Regions from separate parts of the Homo sapiens genome. Here region 1 is linked to region 2. Evidence: chromatin contacts called from ENCODE Hi-C or POLR2A ChIA-PET data. All regions are on one chromosome and are shown on one strand. The core of a region is the stretch at or near the end of the contact, and the rest is flanking DNA. Distances in the headings are between cores, read along the strand shown. Region 1 holds the start of SCREEM1 (SNAI1 cis-regulatory eRNA expressed in monocytes 1). Region 2 overlaps SLC9A8 (solute carrier family 9 member A8).

Region 1 (3,043 bases), core at 500-2,999, 160 kb after region 2:
GCCACCACACTGGGGCCTGCCTGAGCTTTCTTTTTCTTGAGACAGAGTCTCGCTTTGTCGCCCAGGCCAGAGTGCAGTGGTGCAATCTCGGCTCACTACAAGCTCCGCCTCCCAGGTTCACCACCCGGGTTCACACCATTCTCCTGTCTCAGCCTCCCAAGTAGCTGGGACTATAGGCACCCGCCACCATGCCCGGCTAATTTTTTGTATTTTTTTAGTAGAGACGGGGTTTCACTGTGTTAGCCAGGATGGTCTCCATCTCCTGACCTCGTGATCCGCCCGCCTCAGCCTCCCAAAATGCTGGGATTACAGGCGTGAGCCACCACGCCCGGCACCTGCCTGAGCTTTAAGTGTGCTCTTCCTACTCCCCCTCCCAATTCCTTTAGTTCATCCATTCATTCATTTATTTGCCCGGAAGGTATTGCGCACCTCCTTCGGGCAGGGCCCTGCTTTAAACAGTGAACAGAGTAGACAACCTGCCTGCCCTCATGGAGCCATCACTCCACCCAAGGAGATGGCACAATGAGCACACCGCACACTGGGCTGGAACAGGTGTCTCTGGAGGAGCCAGGCACAGGTGGGGGAGCCAGGCGCAGCTGGGGGAGTCAGGACATAGCGCGGGGGCTTTCCCTGTTGGAGGGGGTTGAGTACGGTGTCTCAGAAAGTGATGCCAGGGAGATCTGCAGGACGAATCGAAGGAAGCCATGTGGGTGTCTGCGGAGAGAGAGTTCCAGGCAGAGGGAACAGCCAGTGTGAAGGCCCTGAGGCAGGGGTGTGGTGGGCAGAGTCAAGGAGCAGGCAGGAGGCCAGTCGGGTGGGAGCAGAGTGGGCGAGGCCAGGAGGTGAGGCCAGCAAGGGGACGGGGCGGGCAGGTGGGGCAGGCAATGAGGAGGATGTGGCTTTTGCCTTGAGCCCCTGGAGGGTCCTGAGCAGAGGGGCTGCAGAGACATGGTCAAGTTCCAGGTGGGGTTAGGGCGAGAACTGACCTTCCAGGCAGACAGGCAGGGTCCCCCCACCTTGCCCCTGCCCTGAGATGAAGCGCCAGCCTTGGATCAGGACCCTGTCCAGAGGTGGGCCAGGGCTCTCAAGCCAGACTCGAGTCTGCACTGGGTAGGGACAGCTTCCCACGGCCAGCCTTCCCCGTGGAGGATTGCTTGCGGGGGAGGGGTCCCCTAAGTCTCTTCTCTTTCTCCCTCTCTTTCGTAACCATCAGCCTAGCCAGACCTTTGGTCAGGCCTGGTGGAGAGAGTGTTCTCTGTCATCATCTGGCCATGGGAAAGGTGAAGTAAAAGCCACCAGTGACGGAGAGAAGCAGCCTGTGGCCAGCCCAGCACCACCCTCACCCCACGCACCCGTAGGCTGAGTGCCTCATCCCTTGGCCATGGTCCCCCAACCTCCAACATAATCAGGCCCGTGGGAGCCTGGCCAGAACTGTGGCCAGTGACTCAGCAGGAATCACCCCAGACAGGAGCCAGAGCCCCGGTGTCCAGACCAGAAACCACCCCTGACCTGTTCGGCTGGGCAGGAACAGGGACAGAGCAGGCGGAAAAGCTCTCAGCCCAGGATAGCCGGGGGAGAGGGGCGTGGGAAGACCCCTGTCCAGATGCAGTTCGTGGCCACCCACCCTGATGGTGTCTGCTGAGGTCCAGATCGTAGTTTTAGGAGGGGGTTCGTGGCTGTTCTGCCCAATTCTGTTGAAGCCCTGAGCATCAGCCTGGCTTTGATGGGTTATACTGGGCTGTTGTGGTGTAGCTTGTCTATTCCATTGCATTGTTTCTGTTCTATTGTGTGTTCTGGTCTGTTCTAGAACCTACCAATCCTTTCTATTCTATTGTGTTTATTCATTCAGCAGATACTTACTGACCACCCCTGTGTGCCAGGCAGTCTTCCAGATGCTCGGGTCACAACTTTGTTTATTTATTTATTTATTTATTTATTTTGTGACGGAATCTCACTCACTCTGTTGCCTAGGCTGGAGTGCAGTGGCGCGATCTCGGCTCACTGCATGGAGTTACAACTTTGGATGAAATGAGACCTCTGCCCCAGGGCGTTCATGGGGAGACCAGCAACTGATAAATATCAGGTAGTGGTAAGAGCTGAGAACAGCAGCAGCAGCATCAAAGCAGAGAGCCACAGAAGGAGCGAGGCGCAGGCTGCGTTCACAGTGCGGGGAGCAGGGTCAGGAGCAGCCGCAGCCTCACTGGCAAGATGACAGTCTTTTTTTTTTTTTTTTTTTTTGAGATGGAGTCTCACTCTGTCACCCAGGCTGCAGTGCAGTGTTGCAATCTCGGCTCACTGCAACCTCTGCCTCCCGAGTTCAAGTGATTCTCCTGCTTCAGCCTCCGGAGTAGCTGGGATTACAGGTGCGTGCCACCACACCCGGTTAATTTTTGTATTTTTAGTAGAGATGGGGTTTCACCATGTTGGCCAGGCTGGTCTTGAACTCCTGACCTTAAGTGATCCACCCGCCTCGGCCTCCCAAAGTGCTGGGATTACAGATGTGAGCCACCGCAGCCAGCCAAGATGACAGTCTTGAGCAGAGTCGGGAAGGAGCTGAGGGAGGGAGGCACACAGATATCAAGGGGTCAAGAAAAGCATTCTAGGCAGAGAGAACAGCAAGTACAAAGGCCTGAGGCTGGAATGTGCCTAGTGTGTTCCAGGACTGGCCAGGAGGCCAGTGTGGCAGCCAAGGGGAGCAGTAGGGAAGATGGGGTGTGTGGGGACATGGCTTGGAGGAGGTTAAAGCCAGGTGGGAGAGAGCAAGAGGGACAGAGCTCTCCACGGTCCTCCTGGGGTGTGGGGCCAGCTGGATGGCCTTGGATAGGGGGTACGCGTGTGAGTGTGTGTCTGTGATGTGGACAGATGCATGTGGGTCCGCGTGTGGTGTTGTGCATCCCTGTGTGTCTGTGTGCGCCCATCCATGCACCTGCATTATGTGTCTCTGATTCAGGCAGTTAGTGCTTCTGTATTTGTAGGTGCCTGTGGGTATCTGCAGTGTATTGTGGGTGTGTGTTGTGTGTCTGGAATTTGGTGTGACTGTATA
Region 2 (2,856 bases), core at 116-2,615:
GCATTTAGATGTGCTTTGGTGTGGTTATTTTTATATTCGCCTTGGGTTCATTGAGTTTTTTGGGTTTATAGTTTATATGAGTTTATAGCTTTCATCAAATTTGGTAAGCTTTTGCCCATTTCTTTATCAATATTTTTTTGTTCCGCCTTCCTCTTCCCCTTGAGACTTCAGTTTACTCCAGTTATGAGAGGTAGCATGCTATTGGCCCACAATATGCTTTGCCTTTTTTTCTTTTTTTCCCTATGTGCTTAATTTTGGTTATTTCCTGTTGCCGTATCTTCAAAGTCACTGATCTTCTGCCATGTGGAATCTCCTGCTAATCCTACCCAGCGTATTTCTCATTTACATATTTTATAATTCATCTACAGCAGATCCCTTTAGGTTATTTTCATTTCTTCCATTTCTCTCTTCATCATGTTCATGTTTTCTTCTATATTCTGGAGCATATGAAACATAGAAATTTCTGATAGCTGTTTTAATGTCCTTGTTTGCTAATTCCGTCATCTCTGTCAACTGTAGGTCTGTTTTGTTGTTGATTTTTCTTGTGCTTATAGGTCACATTTTCTTGCTCTTTGCTTGTTATTAAGTTTTGATTGGATGTCAGTCATTGTGAAGTTTTATGTTGTTGAGCACAAGATTTTATTGTATTCCTTTACGGAGTTCTGGACTTTTCTTTTAAAAACAATTTTTTTTGTGTGTGTGTGTTATTTCTGGACTTTTCTTCTGGCACGTATCTAAGTCTCTTGACATCAGTTTAATCCTTCTTGAGGCTTACATTTAAACTTTTTTAGGGCTGGTGCAGAGTAGCAGGGCCCTAACTAAGGTGTCTCAGGTACCGTGAGCTCACTCCACTCTGGCTGGTGGGAACGCAAACTATTCCCACCCATGTCAGCTTCTGGAATTGTTCAGCCTACTTCTTTTTAATGGTTCTTTCCCCAGCTTCTTGTTTCATCCGACATATTTACTGATCAGTATCAGTCAAAGACTCAAGGGGACTTTACAGTAGATGTCCAAGAGCTCTCTTTCTGTGCAGCTTCCCCGACTCAACAGGACAGCCCTCTTAAAGCCTCAGCCTCAGGCAGTCAGCTCAGCAGGGGGCCTAGGGAAAGAGTGGCCACCTTTGTCTCCCTTCCGGCAGGAATCACAGTCCTACCCTATCTTTTGTCCCATGTCAGAAAATAGTTTTGTTTCATATCTTGTATCAGGTTTTCTAGTTATGTAGAGCAGGACAGTGTTCTGTGTAGCAGTAATTTCTTCAGACGCAAAGCTGAAGGCCCAGTGGTCTCTAGTGACTCAGTTGACAGAACTTTTCTACCCAGTCGCTATCCGGAGTCACACTTGGGTGCTGCATGAGCAGCACAAGGAGGAAGCAGAGTGGACTCACCATTTTCAGGGTTTTGTTTTTCATCGCAGACCAGTTCACCAGGGTAATTCCATCCTGGTGTCTGCCATGAGGTTCCCTTTCTTTACTGAATGTTGGCACTTACAAAAACGTTACCTGTGAGTCATTCGGCTCTAGCCTAGCTATTTTTACATCTGTTTTTCTAAATTGTTCCTCTACCCCCTTGAGAAGATCATTGAGTACCTGTTGGCAAAGATGTGTTTCATGCATCTGTTTGGAATCTGTGATTAAAATAAGGGAGTGTTTTTCTTACCTTCTTTTCAGACTGGCAGTGTTTCCTGTTGAGAGGGGTTTCATTTCCTTAGGGACCTTGCTCCACACACAGCAGTGCAAGCCAGGAACACCAGATCTGCCTCTGGGTGAGGGAACCTGCTCTGTCCGCACTTTGCCTTTTGGGTATTTGTCACGCAGGGTTTTCAGAGAGGGGCAGGATGGCCCTGTGTGGTGTGTGGACGCCCCACATTGCACTGTGAAAGCACAGATGGAAAGGGTGGTTTCTGCTGTCTTCACCTTCCTTTGTGTGCTCCCCTTTTCCTGACTATCACAAAGGACTGATCTCAAGTGGTTCCCAAGACCATGGAGCAGGACATTCTCTTCCTAGGAAGTGGGAATTATTTACCTAAATCCACATGTAGGGAACACAGTTGCTAAGGACTGGGGCTGGATAACAGACAGACTTGGATTTGAATCCCAGCTCCACCTCTTATTGGCTGTGTAACCTCAGATTACAGACTTAACCACCCCATGCTCTACTTCCTCATTATAAAATAGACAAAAGGGCCAGCCTGACGCCTTTGCTGAGGAGTGGGGAGCGATGCAAGTGAGAGTCCTGATGGGGCATCTGTGCCACTGCTGGGGTGGCCAGAAGTCCTGGTTTGCCCTCTGTCTCAATATGATGAATTAATAATATCCCCGTTTATTCTAAAAAATGTCCTGGTATCCACAGCAAATCAAACAGTCTCCCTAATTATAACTCAGCAAGCGTTAGCTATTCTCAGAATATTTGTTCTGACTGTATCCATGTTAACTATTTTTATTGTTCAGTCAAGCCAGTTTTGAGGGCCACTTTGGCCTCTGACACTAAAGATTCAAAGATGAATAGACCCCACTTAGGCAGAGCAGTTAGCGAACACTGGGCTTGCAGGGGATGGGAGAGAGTGACACTCTGTCAAGGTGAGTCACAGAGGAGGGGACTTTGGGCTTGAAGGATGAGTTTGCAAGATTAATCATGAGATAACACTTTCTTTCTTTCTTTCTTTCTTTTTGAGGCAGAGTTTCGCTCTGTAGCCCAGTCTGGAGTGCAGTGGTGCCATCTCGGCTCACTGCGACCTCTGCCTCCCAGGTTCAAGCAATTCTCTGCCTCAGCCTTCCGAGTAGCTGGGATTACAGGTGCCCACCACCACGCCCGACTAATTTTTTTTTTGTATTTTTAGTAGAGACAGGGTTTCACCATC

Evidence for each region. Hi-C counts contacts between places; a loop is a spot of excess contacts on that map. ChIA-PET counts read pairs that join two places held with the same protein, here RNA polymerase II (POLR2A).
Region 1: a loop to region 2 is called in a map of ascending aorta, with 1.9 times the contacts of the local background. The contact joins the promoter of SCREEM1 here to the enhancer-like site in region 2. A Hi-C loop is called at or near these places in 1 of 168 maps with a recorded cell type or tissue (ascending aorta). POLR2A ChIA-PET finds 5 or more read pairs at or near these places in 1 of 52 experiments (naive thymus-derived CD8-positive, alpha-beta T cell).

The regions. Positions count from the first base shown.
Region 1 is chr20:50,028,728-50,031,770 of GRCh38, forward strand. SCREEM1 (SNAI1 cis-regulatory eRNA expressed in monocytes 1) reads right to left here and starts at 1,750. Exons shown (of 3, transcript XR_936829.1): 1 at 1,625-1,750; 2 at 987-1,265; 3 at 364-714. RefSeq lists enhancers at 1-288, 1,128-1,965.
Region 2 is chr20:49,866,571-49,869,426 of GRCh38, forward strand. All of the region lies in intron 10 of SLC9A8 (solute carrier family 9 member A8), which reads left to right. Among named protein-coding and RNA genes, the nearest start is that of MIR12122, 4.1 kb to the left of the region's middle. RefSeq lists enhancers at 1,180-1,289, 1,530-1,579. Within about 2 kb of position 1,366, at least 2 of the 41 ENCODE cell types and tissues checked have a DNase peak (open chromatin) inside an H3K27ac peak, as active enhancers do.